Regions from separate parts of the Homo sapiens genome. Here all the other regions are linked to region 2. A link is a contact called in ENCODE Hi-C or POLR2A ChIA-PET data. All regions are on one chromosome and are shown on one strand. Each heading gives the region's core, a stretch centred on a gene start or an enhancer-like site at or near the end of the contact. The rest is flanking DNA. Distances are from core to core; before and after follow the strand shown.

Region 1 (4,253 bases), core at 1,261-3,760, 76 kb before region 2:
GCACTCTTTACCTAGCCATAGATCCTTAATATTTTCTTCTTTTTTCCCTAACTTCTATAATTTTACATTTTACCTTTGAGTTCATAATCTGTTTTGAGTTAATGTTTGAATAAGGTGTGAGGTTTAGGTCCTGACTCATTTTTTTGCTTATGGATGCCTAATTTTTCCAGCATCATTTGTTGAATGTCTGTTCCTCCTGAAATGTTTCACCTGTGTCAAAAATTAGTTGAGCATATTTGTGTGGATCTATTTCTGGATTTTAAAATCTATTCTATTGATCTGTGTCTATCCCTCTGCCAGGACACATTGTCTTCATTACTATCGCCATATAGTATGCCTTAATATCAGGTAGAGTGATTCTTCTTTCTCTGTTCTTTCAAGATTGTGCTGCCTATTTTAGAACTCGTGCCTTTCCATATCAATGTTAGCATAAACTTGCGTAGGTCTACAAACACTCTAATTTTTAAATTAATTAAAATGTATATAATGGCTGTACACAGTGGCTTATGCCTGTAATCCTAGCACTTTTGGAGGCTGATGTAGGAGGATCGTGCCACTGTACTCTGGCCTGGGCAACAGAATGAGACCCTATCTCTTAAAAAAAAAAAAAAGTATAACATTTAAAAGAGCTATCTAGCGAATATAACTTCAGTAATTTATTTGTCTTTTTAAATTATTTTTGAGATATACAGTATAAGTCAGTTTAATGCACGTGATTGGCATTGATATACTTCTTGGCAAGCAACTTAAAAAGTTCAGCAAGTCAGTAAGTATTTATATTGCTTCAGATAAGTCAATTAAGGCAAAATGGAGGTGAAATTGTCATTTGCTTTTAAAGTTCTGCATATCATGAAAGTGTTTTATGCCAGGCATGGTGGCTCATGCCTGTAATCCCAGCACTTTGGAAGTCTGAGGCGGGTGGATCACAAGGTCAGGAGTTCAAGGCCAACCTAGCCAACATAGTGAAACCCCATCTCTACTAAAAATACAAAAAATCGGCTGGGCGTGGTGGCTCACACCTGTAATCCCAGCACTTTGGGAGGCCGAGGCAGGTGGATCACAAGTTCAGGAGATCCAGACCATCCTGGCTAACATGGTGAAACCCCATCTCTACTAAAAATACAAAAAATTAGCCAGGTGTGGTGGTGGGCACCTGTAGTCCCAGCTACTCGGGAGGCTGAGGCAGGAGAATGGTGTGAACCCAGAAAGCGAAGCTTGCAGTGAGCCGAGATCGCGCCACTGCACTCCAGCCTGGGCTCCGTCTCAAAAAAAAAAAAAAAAGTACAAAAAATTAGACGGGCATAGTGGTGGACACCTGTAATCCCAGCTACTCAGGAGGCTGAGGCAGAAGAATCGCTTGAACCCGGGAAGCAGAGGTTGCAGTGAGCCGAGATCACGCTGTTGCACTCCAGCTTGGGTGACAGTGCGAGACTCAGACTCAAAAAAAAAAAGTAAGTGTTTTACTATGAAAATACTACTCAGGCAAACAGTAAGAAAGGTATAATCAATCTACTAGAAAAGTCAACAAATAGTATGAGCAGGTAATTTCACAACAAAGGTATAAAGGAAGATGCTGGAACTCCCTAGTAAGCATAGAAATGCAAATTAAAACCACAGGAGACTATTTGATGGGGGGCAGGATCTTTGAAAATGTTAAACATGCACAGCTTTAACCTACAACTCTACTTCTAGGAATAATTTACTATACCAAAACACTTATGTGCATATAGGCATTTAATATATAACACAGAATATCCATGTTAGCGTTGTTTATAATAGAGAAAAAAATGCAAACGACTTAAGTTCAGAAATATGGTACTCACCAAGTTAATTGTGGTTAAGTCATATTATATAATACAGTATAGTCTTTTAAAAAATGAAGGGAGTCTTACATGTATTGATTTGAAAAGATCTCTAAAATATATTGGATAAATAAAAAAGCATGCCTCAAAGTAACATGATTAAGACTAAAAATATGTAAAAAGGCACATCTACAAATGTGTGTATAGATATGTAGAAAGAAAAAGTAACAGCCAGGTCTGGAAGGACACACAAATCTAACTGTTAACAGAGGTTATCTATGGTGAGGGAATGAGATTGGGGGTAGATTGGGGAGAGTGAGGATTAAAAAAGAGGCTTTTTCAAGTTTTACTTTAAATATATCTGTGCTGTTTTAAAATTATTTTTACAATAAGATTTTTTCATTTATTTCTTTTGTACTTAAAATATCTTAAGGTGTGTGTGTGTGTCAGATTAGATTGCTGTCAATCGAGTAACTGTTACTATTACTCCGTAAATCAAATTGAACTCATTTGATTTAACTGAGTATATAAGAGTGACATAATATTGGTAGCCCAAAAATCAATTGAATTTCCCATTTAATTTATTGAACTATTTTAGATTGGTGCTATTTATGAGGGATTCCTCCCAAATATTACTAAACAACTCCCTTGGCATTTCAGACAAGGCAAATCTGGTCCTCATTAGTGAGTCATTCTCTTTGGCTCTGGTAAAACAAACATGGGATTTCAGAGGCACAGAAGTGGGCCATTGACATCCTCTTAGATTGTAAGAAAAAAAATTGTGAAAGTCCACCATTGTTTTCATAGGCAGGGAATACTGGCAATCCATTCCTAAAGGGGCAAGTATTTTAAATTTATTTACTGAAGGCCTGGTGGATTCGTTTCTCTTCCATCCCAGCCTCCCAGCCTCCTGTGGCACTTGCACATTCATTTCCTGTGGTTGCAGTGTTTTTATCAGGGCTTTTGTTTGCAACTGAAACATGGCTTGCTATCTTAAGTAAAAGAGAAATTTATTAGAAGGTCATCAAGGCTGACTAAATTAATGAGTGGCCAGATGAGCAGGCTTGAAAACTGAGAATAATCTCAGGGAGGACTGTGTGACCAGGTCAAACAACAGAAACCCAGGCAACTGTCCTCCAACAGGACAACAAGGCCTCTGCCTCTGTGACAGATAGGGCCTCCATCTGTTCCCACGGCCTTCTATCCGTGAATGAAAAAGTGCAGGAGAGAATGTCCAATAGGATGATCCAAGGCCACATGTCCCCTGAATCTGCCAAGGCCAAGGTGGCTACTACCTCCTCCTGAGAACATATGTATTGAGAGATTTTTCAAAAGACAGAAGAAGGTGCTAAAACAAAATGCCACGGTTTCATGGTGGCCGTGGCCAAGGGCAAAAATTACCTGGCCCTAATAGGGACATATTAAGTTGTTAAAATGGTGCTCTAACAATACTCAGAGCACAGTTCTTGAGTCACCCTTGCTTTTTTCATAAGATTGCTCATTTCTGGCCGGGCGTGGTGGCTCACGCCTGTAATCCCAACACTCAGGGAGGCTGAGGCGGGCAGATCACGAGGTCAGGAGATCAAGACCATCCTGGCTAATATGGTGAAACCCCATCTCTACTGAAAATACAAAAAATTAGCCAGGCGTGGTGGCAGGCAACTGTAGTCCCAGCTACTCGGGAGGCTGGGGCAGGAGAATGGCGTGAACCCGGGAGGCGGAGCTTGCAGTGAGCAGAGATCACGCCACTGCACTCCAGCCTGGGCGATAGAGCGAGACGCGTCTCAAAAAAAAAAAAAAAAAAAAAAAAAAAAAAGATTGTTCATTTCCATGTAAGAAGAATATATCTTACCAGTCGCAACAAATTATCAAGTGGTCTTGTTTCATTAGCGATCAATAAACAGCCAAATATTGGGGAAGCAAGTGCTTTAAAGTATATAGAAGGCAAAGAACCGGCTATTATAGATTACTCTTTTCAGCTGTGAGAAGTTATAATCAGCTTTAAGTAGGTAAAGATGGTGAATTTAACAAAAGCATCAATATTCTCTCCATCCTAAAATCCTGCTAAAATGACACTAAAAGGTTATATTTTTTAAAAATCTCTAATATAAAGATTTTGGAAGCTAGAAAGCATATGAGAGGGGCAACTACCTTAGCAGTAAAGATAGTTAAATCCTATTCCAGTAGTGAGGCATTCTAAGAACATTAACTGGTTTATATTATAGAGAAAAAGAAAAAAGCCTCAGGAATTGGTAGTGCCATATACTTAGAAAAGTCGAAAAAATGTGAAGGTTGGTTGAAAGTCTGTTGTGAAATCATCATAACTCCCAGATCCATGCCCCAACCCTGATCAGCTTGGCCACCGCCCTTCTCCTTTCCCTGTGGAAGACTGGAGGGTCTTCGTCCTTGAAGGCAGTAAAATAGAGGGTCTCTGGACAGGGCAAAATCAGT
Region 2 (4,369 bases), core at 1,516-4,015:
GATTACAGGCATGCACCACCACGCCTGGCTAATTTTTGTATTTTTAGTAGAGAAGGGGTTTCACCATATTAGCCAGGCTGGTCTTGAACTGACCTCAGGTGATCCACTTGCCTCAGCCTTGCAAAGTGTTGGGATTATAGGTGTGAGCCACCTGACTCTTATTTATTACTCTTGAAGAAGGTAATTAATATTCTAAATACATGCTCTGAATAAAAGTCTTCAAAGACACAGAGAAGCTGGAGATCTTAGCAGACTGTTCAGAATCTGATGAAGTGGGAGTAATCTGGAGATGAAGGACAAGCAGTGGCCCAATCATGATAGGCTTGCATGTTATGTCAAAAGTTTTGAAATCCATCCTGTTACTGATGGGAATGGCTGGAGAACTTTAGGCACAGGAATGACAATGATAAAATCTTACATAACATTTTTGAGCTACTTATAAGGCTGAGGCAGGAGGATCATTTGAGCCCAAGAAGTTCAGGGCTGCAGTAAGTCACAATCACACCACTGCACTCCAACCCAGGTGACAGAGCAAGGCCTTGTCTTTAAAAATAATAAAATTTAAAACATAACATTTTTGGAAGATCAAAGAACCATACATATGAAAGAAATACAAGCAACATGACCACCGTAGTCCTTTCATTACAAATGGGAAATTATGAAAAAAATAAAGCAAAATCCCTGTTCTCACAGAATTTATGTTCTAATGAATGGGTAGAGGCAGGCGTGGTGGCTCAAGTCTGTAATCCCAGCACTTTGGGAGGCCGAGGCGGGCTGATCACGAGGTCAGGAGATCAAGACCATCTTGGCCAACATGGTGAAACCTGTCTATACTAAAATACAAAAAATTAGCTGGGCGTGGTGGCGCATGCCTGTAATCCCAGCTACTCGGGAGGCTGAGGCAGGGGAATCGCTTGAACCCAGGAGGCGGAGGATGCAGTGAGCTGAGATCAGGTCAGTGCACTCCAGCCTGGGTGATAGAGCGAGACTCCGTCTCAAAAAAAAAAAAAAAAAAAAAAAAAAAAAAAATATATATATATATATATATATGTATATGTATATATGTATGTGTGTGTGTGTATATATATAAATATATGTAAATAAATATAAATATATATAAATACATATAAATAAATAAATATATATATAAGCATACTATGTATGTACTGCGTCGTTTGGCAGTCATTTTGCTAAGTGCAGATGACACAAAGAAGAGCAAAAAGCAACATCCCACTTCTAGAGCTGAGAGTTGCAGCACATGTGAGTGAGGGCTCAAATCCTGGGCCAGGAACCCATGATGGAGAGTTCCATTGCTGCTGGGCTTCATGTGTCTGATTTAGAGTTAATGCAATCCTGTCTGTTGTGGAGAGTGCACGAAGGCATATGAAAAGGGGAGAAGCAGACCGGGCGCGGTGGCTCACGCCTGTAATCCCAGCACTTTGGGTGTCCGAGGCGGGTGGATCACGAGGTCAGGGGTTCGAGACCAGCACGGCCAAGATGGTGAAACCCCGTCTCTACTAAAAGTACAAAAATTAGCCAGGTGTGGTGGCGGGCGCCTGTAATCCCAGCTGCTCGGGAGGCTGAGTCAGAGACTCGCTTGAACCCGGGAGGCAGAGGTTGCAGTGAGCCGAGATCGCACCACTGCACTCCAGCCTGGGCGAAAGAACGAGGCTCCGTCTTAAAAAAAAAAAAAGGCGGGGGAGGAGCAGCATATTCACAGTAAGGAGAAATGACTGTCATTGTGTTTACTGACGTTTCTCTAGGGAAGAAGCCCTGGCCAAATCCCACCCTTCAACCCCCCAGGGGCCTAACAGAAGAATGCACATCCTCGGGAGCTACCTAAATCTACTGAATTACAATGCATATGGGCGGGGCCCAGGAATCTGCAGTTTAATAACGAATATCCCCAGGCCATTGTTATGTACGCTTAAGACCTGAGAACCATTGGCCTCTCCAACCTTTTCTCACTTCACCTATTAAAAGCCCTATTTTATAGAGGAGGAAATTGAGGCATAGGTTAATTAACTTGCTAAAGTCACATGGAACCTAGACCAGCTGGAATCTAGACCAGCTTGAGATACAGTTCTTTTCTTTTTCTTTCTTTCTTTTTTTTTTTTTTTGAGAGACGGAGTCTTACTCTTACTCTGTCGCTCAGGCTGGAGTGCAGTGGCGTGATCTCGGCCCACTGCAACCTCCGCTTCCCGGGTTTAAGCGATTCTCCTGCCTCAGCTTCCCAAGTGGCTGGGACTACAGGCGTGCGCCACCACACCCAACTAATTTTTGTATTTTTGTTTTTTTTAAGTAGAGACGGGGTTTCACCATGTGTTGGCCAGGCTGGTCTCGAACTCCTGACCTCAGACTCGGCCTCCCAAAGTGCTTGGATTACAAGGTGTGAGTCACCGCGCCCGGCCAGCTCTTAGTCTTAAACCCAACAGTACGTTATCTCCTTTTGCTAACTGATTTGTTGCTAAAACTTCAACAAGCACTGGACTTGGAGTTTGAACACTTAGTCTGAGGGCCCACTATGTTCAGTCTAGTGAGTCTGAGCAATTAACTCACATTTTGAATTTCAAGTCTCTCGCCTTAGGCAAAACACCACCACCTGATGCTCACCAGAGGGGCGTGACGCGGCAGCTGGGCAGGGAAGGGATGGGAAGGGATGGGAAGGGAGGCGATCGATAACTCCGGTGTGCCGCTGACTGTTGGATTGGCTCGAACTTCTCCCGCCAGGCCTAACCTACTCCCGCGCACTCCTGGGCCCGCCCAGCCGCCATCTTGGTCTAGGAGGGAGCGCGCCGCACGCGTGAGTAAACAGCCGGAGCTGGGAAAGTCGAGCTCTGGCAGCGTCTGGGTGCTGAGGGGCAGAGGCGGAGAGAACCCTGTCCTGATCTTCCTAGGTGGGATAAATATCGGGGTGACAGTGGTAGGCCGCGGGGAACCCTCAGTCTGCCCACCCTCCGCCCCCTCGCGGCGAGATGCCTCGTTCCCCGGGCTTCTCCCGCCCTCCGCCGATCTCCTCCCTCTGTTGAAAGCTGCCCGGGAAAGTGGTGGCGGGAGCGGGCCCAGGCCCGAATGTGGCGTGGGCTCAGGTGTCTGGTGTCGGGCGCCGGAGGAGGTTCGCGCTGGGGTTTGGTGATTCGGAGGCCTGGGGTGCAGACGCGGCGTGGCTGTGAGGCCCGGGCGGGCGTGCGGGTGTGAGGGCCGGACTCACACTGGGCCGCCGCGGGGCTGTTTCCATCGGTCACTGGATTTTCTCCTCTTCCGGTTCGGGCCTCAGGGTGGCCGACATGACGGCCAGGGGTCAGAGCCCCCTCGCGCCGCTGTTGGAGACTTTGGAAGACCCTTCTGCCTCCCATGGAGGGCAGACTGACGCTTACCTGACTCTGACCAGGTGAGGTCCGCCACGGGGCGTAGCGGAGAGTGGGGCGCTCTATAGTGGGGAGAAAGAAGGTGGTTGGGAGGGGCGCGTAGAATGAATGTGAGTTCTAGAAGTCTAGCAAATGTGAGGACGCCCGAGTCGCGGACGCCTTGGGGGGCGGGGGAGATGTATTCTAGGTGACGTTCCCGGGTACTGCTGCTGCTGCGCTTGAGGTGTGTGTTTGGAACGAGGGAGCATGCACGTGTGTTTTGCAAGCGAGGGATTTTTAAAAGTTTCGGTTGGAAGTAGTTGTTGGAGGAGGGGTCTTCAGTGTAAACCTCCGATGTGTTGGGAAAATGTGGCTACCCAGAGTTTTTTTAACAGAGCAATACACTGATTTTTATTAATTGCAAAATGCTTCAAAGTAATTTTCATAGAAATGTACTAAAGTTTTGTAAAACCCTTTGGAAAGGCTTAGCAAATCGTTAGTAACTAGGAATAGGGATCCCTGTTCTGTCTTTTTGGAGTCAGGTTGTCACAACTTGCATGTACTCGATGTAAAAACTTATTCTGAGGGTTTTTCTACTTTCATTTCTGATATATATTGCATTATATATTCTGTATACCCTTAAGGACCTTACCTACTGGGTCAATTCATTTGCAGGAGTTAGAAAGTAATTTTTAAAAAGATTGTACATGTATTTTTGAGAGTATTTTTTTTTTTCCTGTCAACTACTTAAACTTGTGTTCTTCCTGCTTTTTAAGTCGTATGACTGGAGAAGAAGGAAAAGAAGTAATTACAGAAATTGAGAAAAAACTTCCTCGGCTGTACAAAGTTTTAAAGGTATGTATCTGTTTGTTAAACAGTTTTTCACTTTTGGTAGTTTGGTTTTTTTTTTTGGTTTTGTTTTTTTGTTTTGAGGTGTAGTTTTGCTCTTGTTGCCCAGGCGAGAGTGCAATGGCTCAGGCTCGGGCTCGGCTCACTGAAACCTCCGCCTCTCGGGTTCAAGC
Region 3 (4,322 bases), core at 963-3,462, 94 kb before region 2:
TGGTTCTTGTACCAAGGAAAATATCTCCTTCCAGCCTCACAGGCCCATTCTATTCTGTCATTTCATAACCTCTTCCATGTAGGTTACAAGCCGCTGGTCCGCCTCTTAGAACCTCTCATTTCCTTTCCATCGTGGAAATCTATCCTCAAGGAAATCACTTCTCAGTGTTCCATCTGCTATTCTACTACTCAGGGATTGTTCAGGCCCCCTCTCTTCCCTACACATCAAGCTTGGGGATTTGCCCCCACCCAGGACTGGCAAATTGACTTTACTCAACATGCCTCGAGTCAGGAAATTAAAATACCTCTTGGTATGGGTAGACACTTTCACTGGGTGGGTAGAGGCCTTTCTCACAGGGTCTGAGAAGGCCACCATGGTCATTTCCTCCCTTCTGTCAGACATAATTCCTCGGTTTGGCCTTCCCACCTCAGTTTCTGAGGCTCTTGGTATTTAGTGGCTCCTGGTTTTACCTCAAATCGCCACCCTTAAGTCTATCTAGAAGTGGATAGAAGATCTTCAGTGATAAAGTACCCTCCAATACTTTCACCCTGATGAAGTCCTATTCTTTACTTTTATACTTACTCTTATTCTCGTTCCCATTCTTATGCCACCCTCTACCTCTCCCCAGCTATCTCCACCACACTATCAATCTCAGTCACTCTCTCCTAGCCCTTTCTAATCCTTCTTTAACAAACAATTGCTGGCTTTGCATTTCTCTTTCCTCCAAATTCGAGGAGGCCCTAACTTACTCACTGCTAAAAAAAAAAAAAAAAAAAAAAAAAGGTAGGGGGGACTCTGTATATTTTTAAATGAAGAAGGTTGTTTTTACCTAAATCAATCTGGCCTGGTCTATGACAACATAAAAAAACTCAAGGATAGAGCCCAAAAACATGCCAACCAAGCAAATAATTATGCCGAACCCCCTTTGACACTCTGTAATTGGTTGTCCTGGGTACTCCCAATTCTTAGTCCTTTCATACCTGTTTTTCTCCTTCTTTTATTCGGACCTTGTGTCTTCCAAATAAGAGAATAACAATGCTCCTTCTAACAACCCCACAATATCACTCCTTACCCCAAAATCCTTCTTCAGTTGAATATCTCCCCCTGTAAGTTCCCACGCCACCCCAATCCCGCTCGAAGCAGCCCTGAGAAACATCACCCATTATCTCTCCATACCACCCCCAAAAATTTTCACCGCCCTAACACTTTACCACTATTTTGTTTTATTTTTCTTATTAATATAAGAAGACAGGAATGTCAGGCCTCTGAGCCCAAGCTAAGCCATCATATCCCCAGTAACCTGCATATATACATCCAGATGTCCTGAAGCAACTGAAGTTCCACAGAAGTGAAAATAGCTTAACTGATGACATTCCACCATTGTGATTTGTTTCTGCCCCACCCTAACTGATCAATGTTCTTTATAATCTCCCCCACTCTTAAGAAATTTCTTTGTAATTCTCCCCACCCTTGAGAATGTACTTTGTGAGATCCACCCCCTGCTCCCAAAACATTGCTCTTAACTCCACCGCCTATCCCAAAACCTATAAGAACTAATGATAATCCCACCACCCTTGCTGACTCTCCTTCGGACTCAGCCCACCTGCACCCCGGTGAAATAAACAGCCTTGTTGCTCACACAAAGCCTGTTTGGTGGTCTCTTCACACAGACTTGCGTGAGACAACCCTCACAGGGGAACCTGAAGGTCTAGATCACAGGAGGAGATTCTGACATTAACTGCAGCTGAGTCAATTTAGAGAGCTGAGTGAAATACAGGGGTAGAGGAAGCAGCGGGATAAGCCCTGTGGGCTCTCTGGGTCTCCGGGGAAGCCATTTCTGCCTTGCCTCACAGGAGTCCTTGGGGAGGGCTGCCAGAGGAACTGGGAAAAGACCACAGGGAAAAGGAAACCTCCAGCTGAACTGTGTAACAATTCCAACAGAATGCAAAATCTCCTGGCCAGAACTCCGGGGAGGGAGTGATTCTGGTGTGCAGACTCCAAAAGCAGGCAGACACGAAAGCCCTGCTTGCTTTTGCAGCTGGGAGACTGGTAGCCTGCAGCAAGTTCTCAGCCCTGCTCGCCCACTGCTGGAAACAGACTTGGTGCTGTTGGGAGTCGGGGGAAAGGTGGGAGTGAGACCAGCCTTTTGGGTTGCATGGGAGCTGGGTGAGGCCTGTGACTGCCAGCTTTCTCCCACTTCCCTGACAACCGGCATGACACAGCAGAGGCAGACATAATCCTCCTGGGAACATTACTCCATTGACTTGGGAACCACACTCCCATCCCCCAAAGCAGCCGCAGCCAAGACCTGCCCAAAGACAGTCTGAACTCAGACACTTCTAGCCCTTCCCCGACCTGATGGTCCTTCCCTATGTACCCTGCTAGCTGAAGACAAAGGGCATATACTCTTGGGAGTTCTAGGCCCCTACCCACCACCTGATCCTCCCTATAATACCACAGCTGATGCTCTCTTGAAAGCACCACCTCCCGGCAGGAGACCAACCAACACAAAAATAGAGCATTAAACAACCAAAAATAAGGACCCTCACAGAGTCCATTTCACTCCCCTGCCACCTCCACCAGAACAGGTGCTGGTATCCACGGCTGAGAGACCCACAGACGGTTCACATCACAGGACTCTGTGCAGACAACCCCCAGTACCAGCCCAGAGCCTGGCAGACCTGCTGAAGAGCTAGATCCAGAAGAGAGATAATAATCATTACAGCTCAGCTTTCAGGAAGCCATATCCATAGGAAAAGGGCAAGTACTACATTAAGGGAACACCCCATGGGACAAAAGAATCTGAACAGCAGCTTTGAGCCCTAGACCTTTCCTCTGACATAGACTATCCAAATGAGAAGGAACCAGAAAAACAATTCTGGTAATATGACAAAGCAAGGCTCTTTAACAGCCCCAAAAAATGACACTAGCTCACCAGCAATGAATCCAAACCAAGAAGAAATCTATGATTTGCCTAAAAAAGAATTCAGAAAATCAGTCATTAAACTAATCAAGGAGGCACCAGAGAAAGATGAAGTCCAAGTTAAGGGAATTTAAAAAATGAGGCCAGGTGCGGTGGCTCACACTTGTAATCCCAGCAATTTGGGAAGCCAAGGCGGTCGGATCACCTGAGGTCAGGAGTTCAAGACCAGCCTGGCCAACATGGTGGTGAAACCCCGTCTCTACTAAAAATACAAAAATTAGCCCAGCGCTGTGACAGGCACCTATAATCCCAGCTACTCAGGAGGCTGAGGCAGGAGAATCACTCGAACCCAGGAGGCAGAGGTTGCAGTGAGCCAAGATTATCCCATTGCACTCCAGCCTGGGGGGACAAGAGCAAGACTTTGTCTCAAAAAAAAATAAAAAAATTAAACAATACAAAGCTGGGCACGGTGGCTCACTCCTGTAATGCCAGCACTTTGGGAGGCCGAGGCGGGTGGATCACCCAAGGTCAGACATTCGGGACCAGCCTGGCCAACATGGTGAAACTTTGTCTCTACTAAAAATACAAAAAAATTAGCCAGCCATGGGGGGCAGGTGCCTGTTATCCCAGCTACTTGGGAGGCTGAGGCAGGAGAATTGCTTGAACCTGGGAGGTGGAGACTGCAGTGAGCCAGGATCACACCACTGCACTCCAGCCTGGGCAACAACAGTGAAACTTTGTCTCGAAAAAAAAATATATATAAAAAAGCATACACGAAATGAGGGGAGAAATCGTCAGTGAAATAGATAACATAAATAAAAAATAATAAAAGCTTCAGGAAATAATGGACGCACTTAGAGAAATGCAAAATGTTCTGGAAAGTCTCAGCAATAGAATTGAACAAGCAGAAGAAAGAACTTCAGAGCCCAAATATAAGATTTTCAAATTACCCCAATCCAACAAAGACAAAGAAAAAAGAAGAAGAAAAAATGAACAAAGCCTCCAAGAAATTTGGGATTATGTTAAGTGACCAAACCTAAGAATAATTGGCATTCCCGAGGAAGAAGAGAAATCTAAAAGTTTGGAAAACATATTTGGGGGATTGAGGAAAACTTCCCTGGCCTTGCTAGAGACCTAGACATCCAAATACAAGAAGGTCAAAGAACATCTGGGAAATTCATTGCAAAAAGATCATCACCTAGGCACGTTGTCATTAGGTTATCTAAAGTTAAGACGAAGGAAAGAATCTTAAGACCTGTGAAACAGAAACACCAGGTAACCTATAAAGAAACACCTATCAGATGAACAGCACATTTCTCAGCAGAAACCCTACAAGCTAGAAGGAACTGGGGCTCTATCTTCAGCCTCCTTAAATAAAACAATTATCAGCCAAGAATTT

The links. Hi-C counts contacts between places; a loop is a spot of excess contacts on that map. ChIA-PET counts read pairs that join two places held with the same protein, here RNA polymerase II (POLR2A). Pooled maps may share reads with other maps.
Region 1: a map of Calu3 shows a loop between it and region 2 (1.8-fold over the local background). The contact joins the enhancer-like site here to the promoter of RIF1 in region 2. A Hi-C loop is called at or near these places in 1 of 168 maps with a recorded cell type or tissue (Calu3) and 1 of 50 pooled maps. POLR2A ChIA-PET finds 5 or more read pairs at or near these places in 5 of 52 experiments (B cell, HEK293T, OCI-LY7 and 2 more).
Region 3: a pooled map shows a loop between it and region 2 (2.0-fold over the local background). The contact joins the enhancer-like site here to the promoter of RIF1 in region 2. A Hi-C loop is called at or near these places in 4 of 50 pooled maps. POLR2A ChIA-PET finds 5 or more read pairs at or near these places in 9 of 52 experiments (B cell, BJ, GM12878 and 6 more).

What each region holds. Positions count from the first base shown.
Region 1 is chr2:151,331,686-151,335,938 of GRCh38, forward strand. No RefSeq gene overlaps it. Among named protein-coding and RNA genes, the nearest start is that of TNFAIP6, 24 kb to the right of the region's middle. Within about 2 kb of position 2,511, at least 2 of the 41 ENCODE cell types and tissues checked have a DNase peak (open chromatin) inside an H3K27ac peak, as active enhancers do; they include endothelial cell of umbilical vein, where a contact is called at or near this core.
Region 2 is chr2:151,407,137-151,411,505 of GRCh38, forward strand. It overlaps RIF1 (replication timing regulatory factor 1), which reads left to right and starts at 2,766. Exons shown (of 36, transcript NM_018151.5): 1 at 2,766-2,897; 2 at 3,278-3,391; 3 at 4,124-4,202. The coding sequence starts at 3,288. RefSeq lists enhancers at 1,677-2,375, 2,376-3,074, 2,679-2,838 and a silencer at 1,679-1,973.
Region 3 is chr2:151,313,544-151,317,865 of GRCh38, forward strand. No RefSeq gene overlaps it. Among named protein-coding and RNA genes, the nearest start is that of NMI, 26 kb to the left of the region's middle. Within about 2 kb of position 2,213, at least 10 of the 41 ENCODE cell types and tissues checked have a DNase peak (open chromatin) inside an H3K27ac peak, as active enhancers do.